2 separate regions of the Mus musculus genome follow, and region 1 is linked to region 2. Evidence: chromatin loops called from intact Hi-C (ENCODE). Cell type or tissue: heart. All regions are shown on one strand. Links, peaks and the distances in the headings refer to the core of each region. The heading gives the core; the rest is flanking DNA.

What was found. Hi-C counts contacts between places; a loop is a spot of excess contacts. Peaks named below come from ENCODE experiments on the same cell type or tissue, not always from the same donor. Only the 100,000 strongest peaks of a DNase experiment are listed, where the experiment ranks them.
Region 1: it touches region 2 in a loop (2.4-fold over the local background); 2 of 42 quality-filtered maps call a loop at or near these places.

What each region holds. Positions count from the first base shown.
Region 1 is chrX:52,906,253-52,916,779 of GRCm38, reverse strand. Phf6 (PHD finger protein 6) reads right to left here and starts at 4,566. Exons shown (of 11, transcript NM_027642.2): 1 at 4,344-4,566; 2 at 44-227. The coding sequence starts at 181. In heart, for the core only: a CTCF peak has its summit at 4,543; a DNase peak (open chromatin) is centred at 4,569; H3K4me3 peaks cover 2,222 bases; H3K27ac peaks cover 1,473 bases.
Region 2 is chrX:52,977,333-52,987,859 of GRCm38, reverse strand. No RefSeq gene overlaps it. Among named protein-coding and RNA genes, the nearest start is that of Hprt, 5.5 kb to the left of the region's middle. In heart, for the core only: no CTCF peak of the experiment used is centred there; no DNase peak of the experiment used is centred there.

The DNA of each region.
Region 1 (10,527 bases), core at 1,321-9,320, 71 kb after region 2:
GAGAATGGTTTTTCGGTGCCTTGATGGATGCCAGTATACTCACCATGCACTTGTGGTGTGCTGCCACCTTCTGGTTTTCAGATATCAGTAACTGTCCACATTCCTTGTCTCTATTTGACTTACAAAAGCCACATTTACGCTGTCTCGTAGACCCTTTTTTCTGTTCAATTGAGCTTGACATGATTTTTAAAGTGTTTAGAGACTGCCACTTTAAGCCTCAAGAAATGCTATAGAGGATAAAAACGGCAACAAAATGGTTAATTTCCATTCAAAATGACCTTATACGGATCCACACAAGTAGCTCTATATCTGACCCAGGTTGTAATATAGTTTACTTAAATACTAGTAGAGATAAATATCAAAAACCCAAGATGCCTTCCATACATAATAGATGTTAAGAAAGGGAAAAAGAAGTGGCAAGAAAGCAATCAAATCTAGAGTCATTGAGAGAAATCAAAATAAATCCAAATTAGAAGATGTGAAATCAAATTCCTCTTGTGTGATAAGAATATATAACACAGCTTCGGTTCAGGTAAAAGGTCATAAGTAAGAGGCCTGCCTGCACCACAAGGTGAGCCTGAGGACCATCCAGAAAACCAAAATCACAAAATTAAATCATCCACTAGTATAATTAAAGATAAAAAAATAAATTTCAAGTTTAGATATATGTCCACCAAGGAAACAGAATGATGAAGATCTAAGAACAAGTTAAAACTACAAAGAAAACTACAAAATATTGAGAGAACTGAATTATTTAGTTGCTTGATTTTGTCCAGTTCACATACTGAATAAAGTATTAAAAGTAAAATTAAGCATAACTTTGAAACAGTTATTTTTAAAACTTGAAATACTTCAAATATAAGAAAATCATGTTTTTGACCTTAGACTATTGCTATTGTTCCCTTTTCTTGTAATGAAATAATAAAGCTTCTACTCGTGTACCATAAAATGCAGTCTTTAGGATCCCACTATTTACTAAACCATTTTATTTGACTGAGATTTATCCCAAGTCTACTTATTAAAAGGCAATCTGATAGTGATCTCCTACATGCAGCAACTTTCACATATAAGTTAGCAATGCTAACTTCCATATATAAGTTAGCAATGCTGTGAAGTGGAAGGAAAATTCTGAATGAGCCTCACATTTGATCAGATTATAATTATAGGCTGTACCGTCAAACCAAAAAAGGGAAGAAAAGCTGTAACACAGAAGTCTACAGATTTGGATCATCATTCTCAACAGACATCATTTAATACCATCACTCAACAAATTTCAAATCAGTGTTTTGATCTGTATAATTCGCCCAATTACTGGGAATAAGCAGCTTAGACCCAGGTTGGCATAACACTCATCACAATCAATAGAATCTCAAACGTCTGTCTTCAAATTAGTTTATTCAGTTATTGCCATTTATATACATTTAAATATTCTCAGGACATTGTGCTTAGAGACATGGCTCACTAACTAGTTGGTAACTCTCTGAGAAGCATCTCTTCAGCAGCAGCAGCAGCAGTAACAGCAGCAGCAGCAGCAGCAAGGTAATGCGCCATTCAGAGCCATTCACGGAGGATCATCAGGATGTAAAGTAATATGAAGCCACAAAGAAAACATTTCTTCTCATTAATTTATATCCACTATTTGCTTTTGAACGAGACTTCAAAGGTTTTGCTGTCTCTCCTTTGCTGATTTTAACAAACTCTTAATGCTACCTATAATTTTAAATACCCCAGTCTTCCAAGTGCCATGGGGTACTTCTCAGTAATACTGATTTCAGAACACTGGCTATAAACCCTGAAACTAATTGGAAATAGGCAGCAAAGCTTTTAGCATTAAAAAAAAAAAAAGAAGAAAGCAGAGAAACAAAAGAAACAAAAGAGGAAGTGTGTTTGCATTTGCTCTGGCAAGTATATGTCCACTTGCTTTATGAAAAATATAGCTGCTCCAGTTTTTAGAGCTATGCAAAAACACCAAGATTCATAAATAGCACCCAGATCTGCTACTGGAGTTCTAAATGTGTTTTCTTTACTACCATGCAATGAATTATAGGCACTGTTAAGTCACCATGATGTATGTATTCAGCATTTCTCCAGGTCAGCCGGGGCAGCTGAAAAGATGCTACATTACAAATCTTATCTTCATAGGCATCTTTAATGTGTTGTTTCTAAACAATCCCAGCACTAGCTTTTAAAAAATGGCTGAAGATAAGCAAAATTCTTAGAGGGAAAATCATCCTTTATTCCCCAAATTGAATCTGAAATGGTACCCCGCTCCATTCTATCTTTATTCACTATTGCCTCTTTTAACTAACAAACAGTGTATTTTTTCATCTTAATTTTCAGAACCTGCTTTTCTAGATACCAAAGATTCCAAAATCTAAAAGAGAATATATATATATATATATATATATATATATATATATATATATATATATATATATATATTTTCACACACACACATACATACACACATATACTTACTTTGCATTGTAAAGCATTCACACATTTCTTGGTAATTTATATTTTATTTGAAAGTGAACAGAAACACACAAATGTGCAACAAACGATTAAAAATTTGCCTTGCTATGCAATGACTAATTGGATTTTTCCACTAAAATTCAAATAATGCATGTGTGCAGAGCTTGCTGATTTTTTACATCTGCCTTATAAACCATGCAGCAGCAGAGCCCATCATGGAAACAATGACGCCTAGCAAAACTGTCTATCAAAAAAAATACAGATTTTTATCTACTACTGTCACACTTGTGGTCTAGGGTTAAGCAGAATAAGGACATTCAATCAGCATTACTTATGGGGCTCAAAAACATCTATTGAGCGCTTTCGTTTTAATTTAAAGGTTTTTCAAGAACAGGCAAAGCTCAAAGTTCAATACTTTAACCCAACAATGAGATGTTTCAAAGAAAGGTAACATTATGGATAATGTGTAAAGGTGAAAGAAACAACAGTAATTTTATGGGAAATACAGTTTAAATGTCTGAAAAAGAAACCCCGCTGAAACAATGAATGCATTTCCGATTTTCCAAGATGCTGTGAAGCATCGAGGTAGAAACCACCTGGATGACCAAGGAGGGCATTCGAGAACCAACTCGAGAGCTTAGTCAATGGCTAGTATCTTAAAAGAACGTTTTCTACCGAAAAAAACAAACAAAACAAAACTGCAGTTCCGGAAGATGAAAAACCTTCCGCATGCAAGCCAGTTGAAATTCACAGATATAAGTGCGATCCTCCAAAGATAACACGGTCTTTCTCTCAGCAAAGTTGCAGTGAAGAGAAATAAATGAATAGGAAATGTACCGGAAGGGCACCTGAATTTGGTTGCACGATATTATTACATGCTTCGCACTGCTTTTTTTTTTTTTTTTTTTGCGGTTATTCAAAAGGAAACTAAAGGAATTTTCCAGTTGTTTCAAGCCAAAGGGTAGTGAAGAAATTTGAACTGTATGAATAAGACCCGATATTACGTAGGAACCAGAGGAAAATTAAAGGCTTTTCAAACATCAAAAGATTTGTTTTTCACTTTCACACAGAATATCGAAACGAATAGAAACTGCAAAAGAACGCCGTGCTGTTCGCCCATGTAATAAAGGACCAGGCAGGAAACAGAGCGGATTCTCTCCGTTATGTATTCCCCAATCGCACACTAGCCTCCTAGATCTCCCTCTAACCAAGGCGCTGGATAAACTCGAAAAAGTCTCTTCCTTCCCAACACTTCAGTAGGTTCCTTTCAGCCAGAAAGTCGGGGTCCCCCCCCCCTCCGATTGTCCTTGGCCAAGTCTCTGGAATTCAGGAAAATATCACCTTCTTCACACTCCTCCCTTCCCCAGGAGTTCGTCCTCTAAGGACCTGACTCCGAAGCATCTCCTTATCCATCACTTTCGCCCGATTCCCCTTACTGGGGAGTTTTTCTTTTTCTCCCCCTCATTCCGTAAGGCTTACCCTCATGCCATCCTAACCATTTTTTTTTTCTCTTACACTTCGGAAGTAGTCACCCTCCTTACCACTGAAACCATCTAAGCGTCAGCAGAGTTTTTTTTTTTTTGAAGCCCCCATCCCAGTATTTCTCTCCTCCGATGTGAAGCCCCCTCCCCCGAAGTCTAGGCTGCCGCCTAACATGTCCCTCAGCGCCCCCACGGCACTAGGTCGCCAGCCTCTGTAGGGAGCACCGACAATGCGCGGCGCCTCTGGGGGTCCCTGACAATGAAGGAGACCACCGCCAGTCCCCCCCGTAACAACGGGCAGGGGCGGCGGCCTGGCCACCGCCATCCTCTTCGTCTTCTCCCGCCAGAGAGAGAATGGGGGGCCCCTGGCTACCGCGGGGAACTCACCAGTGGGGCTCACGGCTGGGCGAAGGGAGGACAGCGCCCACGAGGGAAGACGGGGAAGGCGGGAGTCGGTTCTCCGGCACTGCCGAAGAGCGGGGCTCTGTCGCCAGGGGTAGTTTCCTTTCATTCGAGGAGAGACGGGCTCGCCGAGCGCCCTTACGTTGCCTCCCTCCGTACGCACACGACCCACAGGACGTTGAGACGTCTCGAGCGCGCCGGGCACTCTGATTGGCCACCGAGCCGGGGCGGTTGAAGCCGCCGAAGGACGGCGCACGCGCGCAGACCGGCCCCTCGAAAGGTTCGGGGTGCCCCGCCTCCTGCTCGCGCGCGGACCTTCTATTCTCCGCTCTGCCGCCCGGCTGAGGCTTGGGGGGCAGGAGTGGAGGAGACGGAGAAAGAGATTTGAAGAGAAAGCTAGGCACTGGGAGGAGAAGGCGTTGGGTTGGGGCCAGAAAGCCTGGGACCAGGTCCTGGGGAACCGGTTTTCCCGCGAAGCAAATGCACAGGCCTTAGCCCTTGCACTTGTTCGTCGAGGCCTTTTTACATCCATTATTTCATTGTACTCTCCTGGCATCCCTGTGGGGTCCTCCTTTCGCCTGATTTCACTGCCGGCAAAGAGCTCCCAGTGCAGTTTTCTTATTTGCATGGCCGTCTTTGGGCTAATCGTTTTAATCACTCAACCTTTTTTTTTTTTTTTTTTTTTTTTTTTTTGGAGGAGGAGGACGGAATGTCTTGGAAATGAGGATGAAATACCTTCCAAGTTTATTGTGAAGAAGACTAAGGATGCAACTGAAGCATGTATTACCGTAATAGCTGGCTGACTCTTTGTAAATGCTGGAGTTGCCATAATCAAAAAAGATGAGTGATTTTCTTTATATTCCACACAAATGAGCTACATACCTAAACCAGTGCGCGCTCTCTCTCTCTCTCTTTCTCTCTCTCCCTCCCTCCCTTTCTCTCTTAGCTTATTGGAGGCATACTCCTGACTGTGACTCTCAGCTCCCTCACTTCTAGCTCTGTGACCTTGATCACGTTGTATTACCTCTCGTCCCTCAGACTTATCAATTCTAAAATGGAGAACGCAATGGTCTCCCTCACAAAATGTTGTGAGAAATGAGTTAATATGTACAAATCACATTAATGTCTGGGGACATAGTATACTTTATGTGAGGGTCAACTTTTGTTATTTTCTTCTGGCCTCTGTGAGGGGAAACCATTTTTTAAAAAGAAAAAAAAATCTAACGAACCAGCGAGGCTTTAAAAAGCTGTCTGATTTAGCCATGTTTCCTGCAATGGGAGTGAATTTACACTCTGGATCCAATGTTTTTACATGTTGTTCCATCAATCTTTATGGGTTTTTTTTTCTTTTCAAGGTCAACCTTAAATTTCATTGCACAAGAAACCAGTAATCATAGTGGTGTAACATTGATTCATTCACATGGAACTCAATGAGGACCTACAAATCAATCATTTAGCTTTAAGGTATCTTTCTGTAGTGCAGGTGCTGAGTTATCTATCTGTCCTGATTTTAGCACCTAGACCTGTGCTCCCCCCCCCTTACTTCACATCTCTCCTGTGCTGTAGAAGCATCGGGCACCAGTTGCTTTGCCCTACCTTGCCTTCACTCTTAAAAGATCCACCTGCTTCCACTGCCCTTTGCCTGCGGTTACTCTTTAAGGTAGTGACTAGAGATTTGCATAGGAAGATCCACAATGAGTATTCCATTTAAACTGTATGTAAATCAGAGGCCTTCCACCACCATCTCCCAAGTTTTATAGGTTTATTGATGCCACAATCATACAGATAAATATGTAAGAGAAAATGCACTTGAACAGCATAGGTCTTTTTGACACCCTAGTCCCACATTTTTACCATTCTTTCATCCACTCTTTTATTCATGCACTTACTTGAACACAATTTAAGCCAATAAAAGTTTGCAAAACGAAGTTCCAAGCCAAAAGGAAACAGATTAATCTGACACAAGCCCATTGAGTTCACGATCTAAATACTGAGGCCATCAAGTAAACCAATACGGAATGATGTGCTGAAGGTGCACACCTAAGGAAGAGTCGTACACTGCCCGATGTGTACAAAGCACTGTGGTCAGCTACAGCACAATAATGATTAAGACACAGCTTTTGCTTTCAGCTCATTACAGTCTACTAAGAAAAAGACAAATGGCTACAACAGGAGATGTAAGCAGTAAGTACCTTACAGACAGGGAGAAGTAAAAGAGAGTTCCTAGAGTGTTATCAGTGGATTCAGTTACCTTCGGGCCCAGGCGTGGTAACCAGTCCCAATTAGCATGACTGATGGATGCAGCCTGTTATTTCCTGCTCTTAGTGCCTGGGGATCTAGCATAGGCCACACTGATCTCCTAGTGATTCACCAGTACCAATCCTCTTCTACTCTTCTCCTTCGGGCTCCAGTTACTGCTTTTTTTGTACTTCATACTCAGCAACGGTCCCAACATCATCTAATACATCCATCTCACTCTGATCCAATTGGCTCTGCCCTGGGGCACCAGTTGCTTTGCTCTAGCTTGCCTCTACTCTCAAAAGATCCATCTGCTTCTACCGTCCTGTGCCTCTGGTTACTCTTCAGCCATTTATTCAACAAACATTACAGGTGGCTTCTGTATAGCAACTAGTATTGGAGGTTATAGAGACTTGAAAGGGGACATGGCATAGCTCCTTACTAACACAGCAAGTGGACGCTGGATGTGACTGAGGGTGCTCAACTATAACCCCTGCTCTCAGGAATTAGAGGCAGGAGGACCTTGAGATTTCCAAGCTAGCCTGAGCTACACCGCAAGATCCTGACTCAAAAATCAATGTGCAGCTAGAGAGATGGCTCAGAAGTCAAGAGCACTGGCTGTTTTGGCAGAAAACCTGGATTTAGTCCCTAGGACTCACAACCACCTGTAACTTGAGTCCCAGGGGGACCAATGTCATCTTCTCAACTTCAAAGGCACCAGGTATACACATGGTACACTGACAAGCATGCAGGCTGAATATCCGTACACATAAAGTAAAAATGAATAAGGCTGGAGAGATGGCTCACCGACTGCTCTTCCAGAGTTCCTGGGATCAAATCCCAGCAACCACATGGTGGCTCACAACCATCTCTAATGAGATCTGATGCCCTCTTCTGGTGTGTCTGAAGAGAGTGATATTGTACTCACATACATATAAATATATAATACAGATAAATAAAAATAAGCCTTTCGGAAGCCGGGCGTGGTGGCACACGCCTTTAATCCCAGCACTCGGGAGGCAGAGGCAGACGGATTTCTGAGTTCGAGGCCAGCCTGGTCTACAAAGTGAGTTCCAGGACAGCCAGGGCTATACAGAGAAACCCTGTCTTGAAAAACCGAAAAAAAAAAAAAAAAAAGCCGTTCAAGAGTGGGGCAGGAACAAGCGGGGCTGAAGAGAGAAGAAAATTTTTAAAATAAAAATGAATACATTTAAAAAATAAATATGAGAAAATCCCCACAAACTCATCAAGTTATAAAACTTAAATATATAAAGTATTTTTGAAGTATATCTATCTCAATAAAACCGAGGGAATAAAAAAAAAGCTGAAAATAAAACACAGGTCCTGGCTTCAAGGAATTGTCCATGTAAAAGATGTAGTAAGGCCACTCACTAGGTTTCAGCACACTATATGAACTTCTCTAACATAATCAGACTCCCCAAGGATTTTTGGACAGTGCCCAGAAAGCCAGGAAGCACATCCCTGAGAGCCATTCTTTTGATCTGGATCTTTGAGGATAGGTCAAGGGTTCAGGAAAATCTGAATTCTGTTGTCATGCTCAAAGCCCATGATGAATCTTTTCCCTGTTTCTTGACTTTTTTTTTTCATCCCATATAAGTTATATCATACACTTTGGGGGCTATCTTCTTAAATTGAAATTTCCATCTTTTCTTACATTTTAAAGATTTGTTTTTATCTATGCATCTGGGTATTTTACCTACTTGTATGTATTGTGTACCGCATGTGTACCTGGTACCTATAGAGGCTAGATAAGGGTAGATTGGGCTTTCTGATATTGGACTTACAGGTGGTTGTGAGCAGCCATATGGGTTCTGGACCCAGGATGTGATCTGGACACACACCTGTCTCTGCAAGAGCAGCAGCATGCTCTTAACTACTGAGCCATATCTCCAGCCCTGAATCTTCCATTTTCCTTGGCTCAAAGCAACAGTTCCCTAGATCTGTCACTTGGATGCTGTGTTGGTTTCTTTTAAAGTTTCCTTCTTCTTTCACTTTATGATATAAGGCAGAATTTTCCCAAGACACAATCACACCCTGTGCTGGTCTGTTGCTCTTCCGTGCCCAACAGTTAAAGTTATGGAAATGAGATCTTAGGAGCCTGCTAAAAATACAGTGGTGGTTTTTGTTGTTGTTGTTGTTCAAATGTTTGTTTGGTACCATCTCCTGGGGAGTCTGAAAGTCTTCAACTTCTCAGGTCTTCTGCTGAGGCTCACATGGAAGAACCTCATAGTTAAGAAACCTTTTCATTCATTTCAGAAAGATTGGTGTAATGTTTTGACTGTAAGCTAAGTATGCCCTATCTGCCTATGAGCTTCTGGGTATACTCAACACTGGTGGATCACTCATTCATTCACCAAAGACACACCAAGTGCCTCCTAGACATTAGATTAAACATGGCCTTGGGAGGTGAGGTTGGGGAGTTTACCTGGAGGAAGCACATAAATAAATGTGAACTTTCACCCATGACAGACGTGTCACCTCTTTTATTTCTACTAGTTTTTAGTGGCAGAGGAGACTGAACCCATGCCTTTGTTTGTTCTCCCACAGAGCTACTCTCCCTGGTCATAGTCATGGTTTTTATACCAAACATTTTTATATTTCTTATTTTTTAAGAGGTTTAAATTGCTTGGGTTAAATATTGTAGATGTTCTGGTGAACAAACGTGATTTCTCTGTATGAGATGTTGTCTAAGAGAGAAAGGAGCCTGAATATGAATCATTATTTGACCACTCTGAGCGTTAATTTCTACATCAGTCAAAAAAGAAATATCATTTACAAGGTTCACACAGTGCACAAAGACAGATAATGATTTAAATCATGTTTCTTCCCCCAACAAATATGACAGCTAGTTTTCCCTGCTCTGCTGGCTGTTACAGCATCTGGCAACTACACTGAACTTCACGTCCCCACTAGTGTTAGCTCCCAGCATTCTACAACTCATTTTGTCTTCCATGAAGTTTATCATCAAGGCTCTGCAGCACTCCTAAGTCTGTCCAGTCCATGCGGCTCTTTGGCTCTTTAGGAGCTAGGGTTTTGAATGGACCTAGTTGTTGATATACCTTCTTTGGCAATTCGAGGCTTAGTCTGATTGATATAGCCCCTGCCCAGGAAACTAGCTATGGTGGCCAGAGGAATGATTTAGGGAACTATGGACACCAGGTAAAGTACTGTTGAAAAAACACAGAAGCTGAACTTAATATATTGATGGTGATACGGGGATAACTGAAAAGCACAGTATTGCTATCTGCAAAATGAGGAGTTAACTGCCAGTGACAATGTAACCGACAGTTACAATGTAACAAAGTAGTTTCTGTTTGTATCTCCTGTCTTCTTTTCCACTTAGGAGTTGTCATTTTTGCATTTTATCGAGGAAGATATTTTTGAGCAATTAAGTAACTCTCCCAAGATCACAGAGACAACAAAAGGAAGAAGCTGATTCAAAGGGCTCCAAAACTCAGGTCCAGAGCAAAGCTTCTGGGAGTGGGGATGCAGCTCCCGCAATCTGTTCTCTGACTCTCACCCATGTAGTGACACACATAGAAATGTCCCCAGCTCTTTTGACAAGTGAAATAGAGACATGCGAACTTTTGATTCATCACACATCACTCCTCATTTCCTAGAGCTCCTTTTTATAATTTTCTTTTTAAAATGTTATTGCATTATTTTACATGTATGTCTGTATACCACATACATGCCTGGTATCCAAGGAGGCCAGAAGTGGGCATTGGATCCCCTGGTACTGGAGTTACAGCTGCTTTTGTGGGTACTAGGAGTCAACCCCAGGTCTTCTGGAAGGGCATCCAGAGTTTTTAACTTTTAACTTCGGAGTCCTTTCTCCAGCCCCTGGGGCTATGCGTTTATCTAGTAAGGCTGTGGTGCACATAAAATTTAAAAGTTTGAGAACGCCACT
Region 2 (10,527 bases), core at 1,563-9,562:
CTCCCTCCTCATGAGTCTAAACAGCTCTAAATCATGATGTGATTCCTCAAGATTTAGGCCCAGTTCTTTCACAAATTTTTACTTAGTCATAAGATTTGAGATCCAGCCGGGCGGTGGTGGCGCACGCCTTTAATCCCAGCATTTAGGAGGCAGAGGCAGGCGGATTTCTGAGTTCAAGGCCAGTCTGGTCTACAAAGTGGAGTACCAATCCAAAAGGAAAAATAAACTACTTAGTAACCTTAGGAGAAATAGACCCTAAAATGCTTTTTGCCTTTACATAAAATGAGCATTTTAAGCCAAGTATGGTTTAAAAAAAAAAAAAAGGCTTTTATGCCCAGCTACCAAGAAAGGAGAATCACATACATATTCGACCTACCCAGACAATTAAGATCTTGCTTCAAAATAAAAATTGTTAAGGTGGAATAGGGATGGAGAAAGACATCTTGCACATGACTGCAACACACACAAAAGAAATGCTGATAGAGATTCATATATTACCAAATAAGATGCCATTTCTTACATGTTGATTTTAGTCAGGTGTGGCGACACATATGTGTAATCCCAGCACTACAGAGGTAGGAGAATTACAACTGTGAATTCCAGACGAGCCTGCATTACAAAGTGAGACCCTGGCTGAAAAACAACTAACTAACTAACTAACCAACGAACGAACAAACTGACTGACTAGTGTTTGAAAAAATAAAAGAGCCAGGAAGAGAGCAGAGCAGTAGTACATTTGGGCTCTAAGAGGCTCTGGGTTCAATCTTTTTTTTTTTTTTTTTTGGTTTTTTTTTGAGACAGGGTTTCTCTGTATAGCCCTGGCTGTCCTGGAACTCACTTTGTAGACCAGGCTGGCCTTGAACTCAGAAATCCGGCTGCCTCTGCCTCCCGAGTGCTGGGATTAAAGGCGTGTGCCACCGCGCCCGGCTTCTGGGTTCAATCTTATACAACAACAACAAAAAAAGAATGAATAAACAAATAAATAGATAAAGTAAGCATATTAACCGTACTTGATGGGAATATGGGGGAATTAAAGGATTGCACACATACATTTGAGCGAGCATACATATGGGACACAATATAAAAGTACACAATGTATGGGAACTGTGGCTGTTATTCATATTTATTTTTTTCTCCACAATTTCCTGCATGGAATTTGTTTTATATTTTGTTTACCTATTAGATATTTTTTAAGACAGGTCTGTTTTTTAAGACAGGTCCTTCTATAGCCCAAGCTGGCCACAAACTTACTTTGTTGCTGAGTATGGCCTGGAACCCCTGTTCCTCTTGTCTCCATCTCCCAAGTACTGGGATTATAGACATCTGACTATCCAATGTGAAATCAGAAAACAAAATCGTCCTCTATTTTCAAAAGCAGCCAGCAGTTGCTTGCCCCTAATGCTACTGTCAATATCTCCATTTGTATCTACCCAGCACCCATTACCATGTTTGACTATAGTCAGTGGCCACGCTTTTATTAAGGATACTAATATGAGAAATTTGATGGTAGATGTGGGGTTTTTTTTGTTTGTTTTATTGGTTTCGTTTGCTTTTGGTTGTTTTCTGAGACAGGGTCTCTCTGTGTAGCTCTGGCTGTCCTGAAACTCTCTCCCTAGACCGGACTGGCTTTGAACTCACAAAGATCTTCCTGCTGGGTGATGGGATTAAAGGCTTTTGCCAGCACTGCCCTCATCTTCTTAGACTTTAACAATGGATCATGGAGTTTTGTTCCTTTTGAGTGAGAGTCTTGCTTTCTAGTCTCAGTTGGCCTGGAATTTGCAACCTTCTTGCCTCACTGTATGGTGGGAAACACCCCACACAGTACAAGATGAAAGAAGTTATGGTTTTTTGAAAAGTAAACAAGCTGATCTACAAAGCACTTTATTCAGATCAGACATTACATTTAGAGTTTTGTTTTCCAATTTAATATGAGTTCGGGAAAGTGACTATTACTAATTCTTACATGATATTACTGAAAAAAAATGTTATCATATACAGTCAAATGGATCCCAAAATTTCTCTACCTTGGATCTGGAGTCCATTCCTAACACATGCCGAACAGGTGCCAAATTTGGCAGTCACTCTAAGGCACTGCAGAAGAAAAAAATACCACCTCAACTTCTGCCTTTGTTTGAATAGTTATTGTACTGGCTAGTTTTGTGTCAACTTGACACAGGCTGGAGTTATCACAGAGAAAGGTGCTTCAGTTGGGGAAGTGCCTCCACGAAATCCAGCTGCAAGGCATTTTCTCAATTAGTGATCAAGAGGGGAGGTCCCCTTGTGGCTGATGCCATCTCTGGGCTGGTAGTCTTGGTTCTATAAGAGAGAGCAGGCTAGCCAGGCAGTGGTAGTGCACGCCTTTAATCCCAGGAGGCAGAGGCAGGTGGATTTCTGAGTTCGAGGCCAGCCTGGTCTACAGAGTGAGTTCCAGGACGGCCAGGGCTACACAGAGAAACCCTGTCTCGAAAAACCAGAGAGAGAGAGAGAGAGTGAGAGAGAGAGAGAGAGAGAGAGAGAGAGAGAGAGAGCAGGCTGAACAGCAAAGTGGAAGTGTAAGCTGAATAAACCCTTTCCTCCCCAACTTGGATCTATGTTCTGTTGAGATGACTTTCCTCTACTGTTCTCTCTCTCTCTCTCTCTCTCTCTCTCTCTCTCTCTCTGTGTGTGTTTGTGTGTGTGCGTGTGTGTGTGTGTGTGTGCGCGCGCGCGCGCGCGCACGCGTGTGTGTTCTGCTCTGCTCTAGACAGCTTTTTCCTAGTATTCTAAAAACTTTTTGGTTGAGACAGCTAGTTTTCTGTTCAAGACAGATAGCTCTCTCTCCTAGTAAATATTCTAAAAGCTCTGTGGAGAGCCCATGTGTTTTTAGACCAAAGTCAGAAAAGCTACTATAAAAAAAATCTTGGATTGTCTGACCAAATCAGAAATCCTATTAGAAAAAAATTCTAAAAATAATTCTTGGAGGCAGAGACAGGCAGATTTCTGAGTTCGAGGCCAGCCTGGTCTACAAAGAGAGTTCCAGGACAGCCAGGGCTACACAGAGAAACCCTGTCTCGAAAAACCAAATAATAATAATAATAATAATAATAATAATAATTCTTGGGTTTTCCGATCAAAATCAGAAAGCCAGAAAAAAATTCTAAAAGTGCCTTCAGACATTTAGAATTCTAAAAATCCTTCAGACAGCCTTCTCTGGATAGCAGCTAGAGAGCCTTCTAAAAGAGCTATATCCACTCTCTAAGTAATTCTTGGGATTTCTGACCTATTAGAAAAAGTTCTTAAAACACTATGAAAATTTCTAAAAGAGCTATGCTCTCTCCATGGATTTTGTGACTAAAACAAGAAAGTCTGTTAGAAAAAAAAATTGAAGAGCTGTGTTCGCTCTCCAGAGATCTCCAGACAGCTGAGTTCTCACTAGAGAAAAATTCTAAAAAGAACTGCTATTGCCTTTTGCTAGCTCATCTCCTGCAGACCAAAAGCCCATGTTTTATGATTTATTCCTGGTTCACTTGTGACCACCCTATGAATCAGCATTAGCTGATTACCTTACCCCTTGTCTCTTGGGAAGGGACTGCAAGCAAGCATAAACATAGATAATAAGATAGCTGGGTGGGACCCCACCCTGGAATTACCATTCCGATCATGCCTGGCCCTAAATTTTCAGGCTGACCTTGAACCCAGAATCTGCCTGCCTGCCTTTGTATCTGCCTGTCTTTGTATCTTTCTGACAATCTGACTCATAGTGGAGCTGCCTCTGTTCCTTTAGATCTGTGAATCTCTTTATACAATTCATATTTCATCTTTATTTTTCGCATAGTTGAGGAATTATATATTTTCAAACTCATTTTTTAGAGTTCTTTTCCACAGTCTTAAAGGCTGTCCTGAAGGCCCCAGGATGTACCATTTTGCTGAGACATTAGTCACACCTTCACCTCTTGAACTAATGCTGTCTGACTAAATATTAACAGGGAGGACATTCTTCAGAGGAACATGTGAAAATATTTACATTATTATACAAACAAGCCTTATGCCCATAACAGCCATTGACATCCGTGGAGGCCTACTCCAGCTTGCTCTGTCCCAGGCACAGGAACCTTGTCATTCTGTCCCTACCAAAGCCATGCTGGATTCCAAAATAGTCCTTCAAATTTCTGGAGTTGGCTGTGATAGCTCACACTTCTAATCCCAGCACTTAGGAGGCTGAAGCAAGAGGATAGAGGCCGGTCTTGGTGACAGCACATTTGAGGGCAGGCTGGGCTACAGAAGACTCTATCTCAAAAAAGAAAAAGAAAAGATGTATATACGTATATATTTCCACAAGAAATATTACACAAAACACTTATTCTTAACATTGATTTTTTTTAAAAAAAAAGTTTTTAGTTCTGTGTGTGCGCTTGGGAACGTGTGTGTGTGTGTGTGTGTGTGTGTGTGTGTGTGTGTGTGTGTGTGTGATGTATCTGTACATATTCAATATGTGTGCCTGTGAGCATGGGGGCTAGAGAAGGCTCTGTCATTCTCTACTTTATTCCTTGTTTAAGACAGAATCTCTTACTGATCATGGAGCAGTCTGGCACCTGGACAGCCGCATAATTCTTCTGTCTCCACCTAGTCCTGCCCAGTTCCATGCTGGCCCATCTACTGTCTTCCCCTTCTCCCTGCGTCCACAAGCCTTCCAGTTACAAACAGGAGATCACGTGAATCTAAGCTCTGGTCCTTATGCTTGCTCGACAAGGATTCTAACTCATAATGTTGGAATTTTTTAAGTGACCCTCATTAGTCTACATCTCCTCAGCTGATGGCCATGAGAGAGCAAAGATCGACCTCCCTTGAGTGAGAAGGTATTCTTCCTGCAGACTGCCTTGTAATTAGAATGTCAGCTTTCCCCCGAGTCTCCAACCTACTGCAATTACTTCTATCAAATTGGGATTGAACAGGGCCTTCACAATCATGTAAGCCAAATTAAAAAAAAAATCTCTACCCCTTACCTCCTCTCTCTCCACATAAATATCTGGAGAGATATATGTAGACAGACTGGCTGTTTCTATGGAAAATCTTAACTAATAGAACTAACTGATTTTCTAGTTGAAATGTCCAGCTTGCTTGAGCTATCTGTGAAGTCCAGTGATTTACTAGAGGTACTCATTTAAAGTATTGCATCACTTTTCATAATGAGCAGAGAAACTTGACGTAGAAATTGAACAAGAAGAATCTAAGTATTTAGCGGGGACTTAGTGGGCACTGCATAGCTATCCTTTGGGCAGCAGCACCTTTCTGCAATCCTTTAAAAGCCCTTGATCAGCTCCCTCTCTTATATTCCGAATATAAGTTTCTCCAGTAATTTGATTTCATTCCACCCTCACTACCTGTACTTGTTTAGAGGAGGTGTGTTAGAGACAGGGTGTCAGACAACTCAGCTCACCTGGAACTCTTTTTGTGGCTAAGGATGACCTTTAACTCCTGATCCTGCCTTCATCTGCCAAGAGCCTTAATCACAGGCAAGTGACACCATGCCTGGCTACTAATTCTCAGATGGGCTCAGTGGATGAACTACATAAATTGCACTCCAAACATATCTTAACTGCTTCCTACCCTCTTTTTATCCAGACCCAGAGGTGAGGAGTCTTTGACCAGAAGATCCATTTTTGCCCTGTGTTTCTGGACTAGGGTCCAATCCAAGGACACATGTTATCTTTCCTTTTTTCTGTTTTTGTTTGTTTGCTTGTTTTGGAGACATGGCCTCACTATGTATCTCTGACTGGCTTAGAATTACCTGTGTATAACATGCTGGCCTTGGATTCAGAGAGACCCACCTGCCGCTGCCTCTACCTACACAGTGCAAGAATCCACCAGGCCTGGTTTATCTTTACTTATTTTCTTATTCTTTGTTGCCATTCAAGAGTTCTTCAGACTCAGCCTGTCATGACCTAGGTATTTCTGGCTAACTGCCTGCAGATTTCCCTTTCAGTTGGGTTAGTCTGATGTTACCAGGTGATTAAATTCCATGTGTTCTAGTAAGTACCAGAAATATTGTTGTAATGGTTAGTCTTCACAGTGTTCCATAGTAAGAGGTGCATTCCCAAAGAAGAAATACTTACTGCTTCTAGATAGGCTGAGATTAGTCATCTTCAAATTAAAATAGGAGGGGATGGCAAGTGGGGCTCTCTGCCAAAGGCTGGAAGTTCGTTTTCTTTTGTCTATGATGCTGGGGATCAGGCTCAGGACATTCTAGACAAGCACTCTGCCACTGAGCTACATCACCAGCAGCCTTTGATTCCAGTAGAGGCTGTTAATAGATGACTTACAAATAGGTCTGAGGTAACCTTGGGCTTGTCACAGGAAGATTAAGTGACTAGAGGACTGGAATTTGAATTGCACATATGACATCTGGGATTCGGGGGAATCCAGCTCCATAAAAGACCCGTGAACTGATCAAGGAGATTGCTATGAGGTTATGTCTCCTAGTTAATGCCAAAAGCAAGCTCCATAAATTCTCAGCAGCATGACTGCCCATGCTAGAGCTACATACACATGGACAACACCAAGAGACATGCCAAAGTGGATGGGGAAAATCCCATGAGGCTTCAGCCCTACAGAAAGGAGTATAGGAAACAGAGGAAAACTGGGAGCAGGAAAGGTGGTGAGGGAAGACCACACCAGTTCTTTGTGTAGTGCCAAAAGGTCAGCCCTGGGGGCTGGTGAGATGGCTCAGTGGGTAAGAGCACCCGACTGCTCTTCTGAAGGTCCGAAGTTCAAATCCCAGCAACCACATGGTGGCTCACAACCATCTGTAATGAGATCTGATGCCCTCTTCTGGTGCATCTGAAGACAGCTACAGTGTACTTACATATAATAAATAAATAAATAAATAAATAAATAAATAAATAAATCTTTAAAAAAAAAAAAAAAGGTCAGCCCTGAAAAAACATATGCAAGTAACGTTATACAGATTTAGGAGGATATATATATGTTTTCTACACACACACACAAGCAATCAATAACAATTAGTGAAAACAAGGTCATGAATTTGAAGGAGAGTTGTGAGGTGTGTATGGGAAGGTTTGGAGGGAGCAATGTAATTATATTGTAATCTCAAAAATAAAACTAAAGACTCTTGAACAATAAGATGTCATGCGTTTTCTGGGATGCTGAACACATGGTCATCCTAGGGGAATAGTGTTATGAGAGACAGCATGAGCACTCCATGACCCCACCCATACCCCACCCTACTTCTCATCCACGCGGGTGTTTATCTGCATCTTTTTAAATAGTCTTTAGAGTACACTGCTAAGCATTAAGGGTTTCCCGGGACTACAACTGTTCTAATAAGAACTGAATCTGAGGAGGGTATCATGAGAACCTCTGTTTAATTGCTGGTTGGTCAGAAGTACAAATCACAGCCTGGAACATGTAATGGGCACCTGAAGTGGGAAAGAGTCTTGTAAGACAGAGCCCTCAACCTGTAGGCTCTGATGCTATCTCTAACCTGTAGTTACTGATCTCTCTACCCTCTGAGATCTGTGAGGTCAGTTGCTTTTTCCAGTTACAGGGCATCCCAATGTTACCTTTTGCAGACTTTCTAGGTATGTGGGGATTTTCTCACATGTCTGGCCACAAGCATACATTGTGCAATGTTAAGTAAGAGTACAAACTATGGGGCTGACGAGATTGCTCAGTGGTTAAAAACACTCTTACAGGGGCTACAGGTTTGATTCGCAATATCTATATCATCATCTGTAACTTAAGTTCCATGGAATCCAAACCTCTCTTCTGCGCTCCAAGAACACTTCACACATATAGAACACAGACATACATGCAGGCAAAACCCCTATTTACATTTTCAAACATATAAATTTTTAAAATTGTAGGCTAGGATGAACTTGAGTTATGGTACCTCATGCTCCGCTCATCTTCCCAGTTCACCTAGATTATTACTATTACCAAAGGCTCGCTTCTTCATCTCATGACCCAAATGTTGGCGCATCACAAGCAAAAACAATAGAGCAGGACAGTAGGCATAATTAACTAGGAGCTCAAGGGGTAGGTCAGTACTGAGCATTTACAAGGTCCTAGGTTCCAACTTTATCACTACAATAGAAGAAACATTAGCTATGATAACATGCCTTTTGAGACAAGCTTTTGCTATGTAGCCCAGGATTTACTGTGTAACCAACCTAAGCTCGCCTCAGACTTGCAACAATCCTCCTTCTGAGTGCTAGGAGTGCAGGTGTGAGCTACCAAACCTGGCTCATGTACCATTTTATTTTTCATAGTAGCCTGGCAGTGGTGGTGCACACCTTTAATCCTAGCACTCAGGAGGCAGAGGCAGGTAGATCTCTGAGTTCCAGGGTCACCTGGTCTAGAGAGCAAGTTCTAGGACAGCCAGGGCTACACAGAAAAACCTTGTTTCAAAAACCAACCAAACAGGGCTGGAGAGATGGCTCAGTGGTTAAGAGCACTGACTGTTCTTCCAGAGGTCCTGAGTTCAATTCCCAGCAACCACATGGTGGCTCACAACCATCTGTAATGGGATCCAATGCCCTCTTCTGGTGTGTCTGAAGGCACTACAGTGTACTCATAAATAATTTTTAAAGAAAGATGGTTTTTTATTTTTAGTTGTTTATGTAATTAAATCAGAGGTGTCAGATGCCTGTGAACTGGGATTATAGGCAGCTGTGTTGTCCGATGTGATCCCTGGGAGCTAAACTTGGATCTTCTTCAGCAGTAGTTTGTGCTCACAGCCTTTGAGTCATCTCTTCAGCCCTACATCATGTCTTGATCTTCTTTTTGTTTTTTTGAGGCAAGATTTCTCAATGTAACCCTGGTGTCCTAGAACTTGCTCTGTAGACCAGGCTGGGCTCAAACTCAGAGATCTGCATACCTCTGCCTCCCAAGTGCTGGGATTGATGGTATGAACCACCATATCTGGCCCTATATCATATATTATCATTATTATTATTATTATTATTATTATTTTTACAGCCCAGTCATTACCCCACTCCCAGTCCACCCTCCCACAGTTCCTCATCCCATTCCTCCTCCCCCCCTGTATCTAAGAGGTTGTCCCTCCCACTCCTGCAAGTCCTCCCCACTCCCTTGGGGCCTCATGTCTCTCAAAGATTAGGTGCTTCTTCTCTCACTGAGGCCAGGCCAGGTAGTCTCTGCTGTATATATTGGAGGCCTGAGAACATCATATATACTTAATGTATGCAATAGCATATTGCAAACGTTTTATAGTTTAGATTCACAGTGTAGACAAAGAGTGTGAAGACAATGAAAAGGCATTCTTCCTATGTTTTAGATATTATACCTCTAACATGTAGCTGGCAAAGATTTTCGCCCATTTTGTAGGATGTCTCCTCTATGTTCAGTGTTTTCCTTGCAATGCGGTAGGTTTTGGATTATTTGGCATTATTTTTTGTTTTGTTTTTGTTTTTGTTTTTTTTTTCGAGACAGGGTTTCTCTGTAGCCCTGGCTGTCCTGGAACTCAGAAATCCGCCTGCCTCTGCTTCCTAAGTTCCCAAGTGCTGAGATTAAAGGCGTGCACCACCACTGCCCAGCCTTGTTTGGCATTACTTACTGGGTTATTGTAACATTTCCTGAAAATTCTTTCCCATATCTTAAAAGTGTTTTCCTTGAGTAGTTTCAGTGTTTAGGGTTTTATATTAAGGTCTTTTATCCATTTTAAATAGATTTTTGTACAGGGTGGGAGATACAAACATAAAGAAAAATAAATAAAAATAAAATAGAAGACAAAGAATGGCTAGGAAGATGGCTCATATGGTAAGGGAATTTCCCACCAAGCCTGGTAACCTGAGTTCCACCCTCCAGATCCATGCAGTGGAAGGAGAGAACCAATTCCTCTGAATTGTTCTCTGATCTCCACACATGTACAGTGGCACAAGTACACCCACATGCACTAAGTGTAACAAAATTAGCTAATGTTTGGGCTTGAGAGATGGCTGAGCAGTTAAGAGAACTGGTTGCTCTTCCAGAGGTCATGAGTTCAATTCCCAGAAACCACATGGTGGCTCACAACTATCTGGAATGGGATCTGATGCCCTTTTCTGGTGTGTCTGAAGAAGACAGCTATGGTGTAGTCATATAAGTAAAATAATTCTTAAAAAATTAGTTTGTAGCCGGGCATTGGTGGTGCACGCCTTTAATCCCAGCACTTGGGAGGCAGAGGCAGGCGGATTTCTGAGTTCGAGGACAGCCTGGTCTACAGAGTGAGTTCAAGTACACAGAGAAACCCTGTCTCAGAAAAAAAATTAGTTTGTGTTTTTATTTTAAAATGATTGTATTATTTACTCATTATAATTTTATTTATTATTAATTTATAATTTCAATTATTTATATCGTTTGGTTTTTATTATTTTGTGTTTTACTTTACATGTATGTCTATGTACCATGTAGGCACCTGATACCCACAGAAGCCAGAAAAGGACTTCAGATTACCTGGAACTGGAGGTATAGGCAATTGTGAGCCAGCATGTGGGGGCTGGCAATTGACCCCAGGTCCTCTGAAAGAAC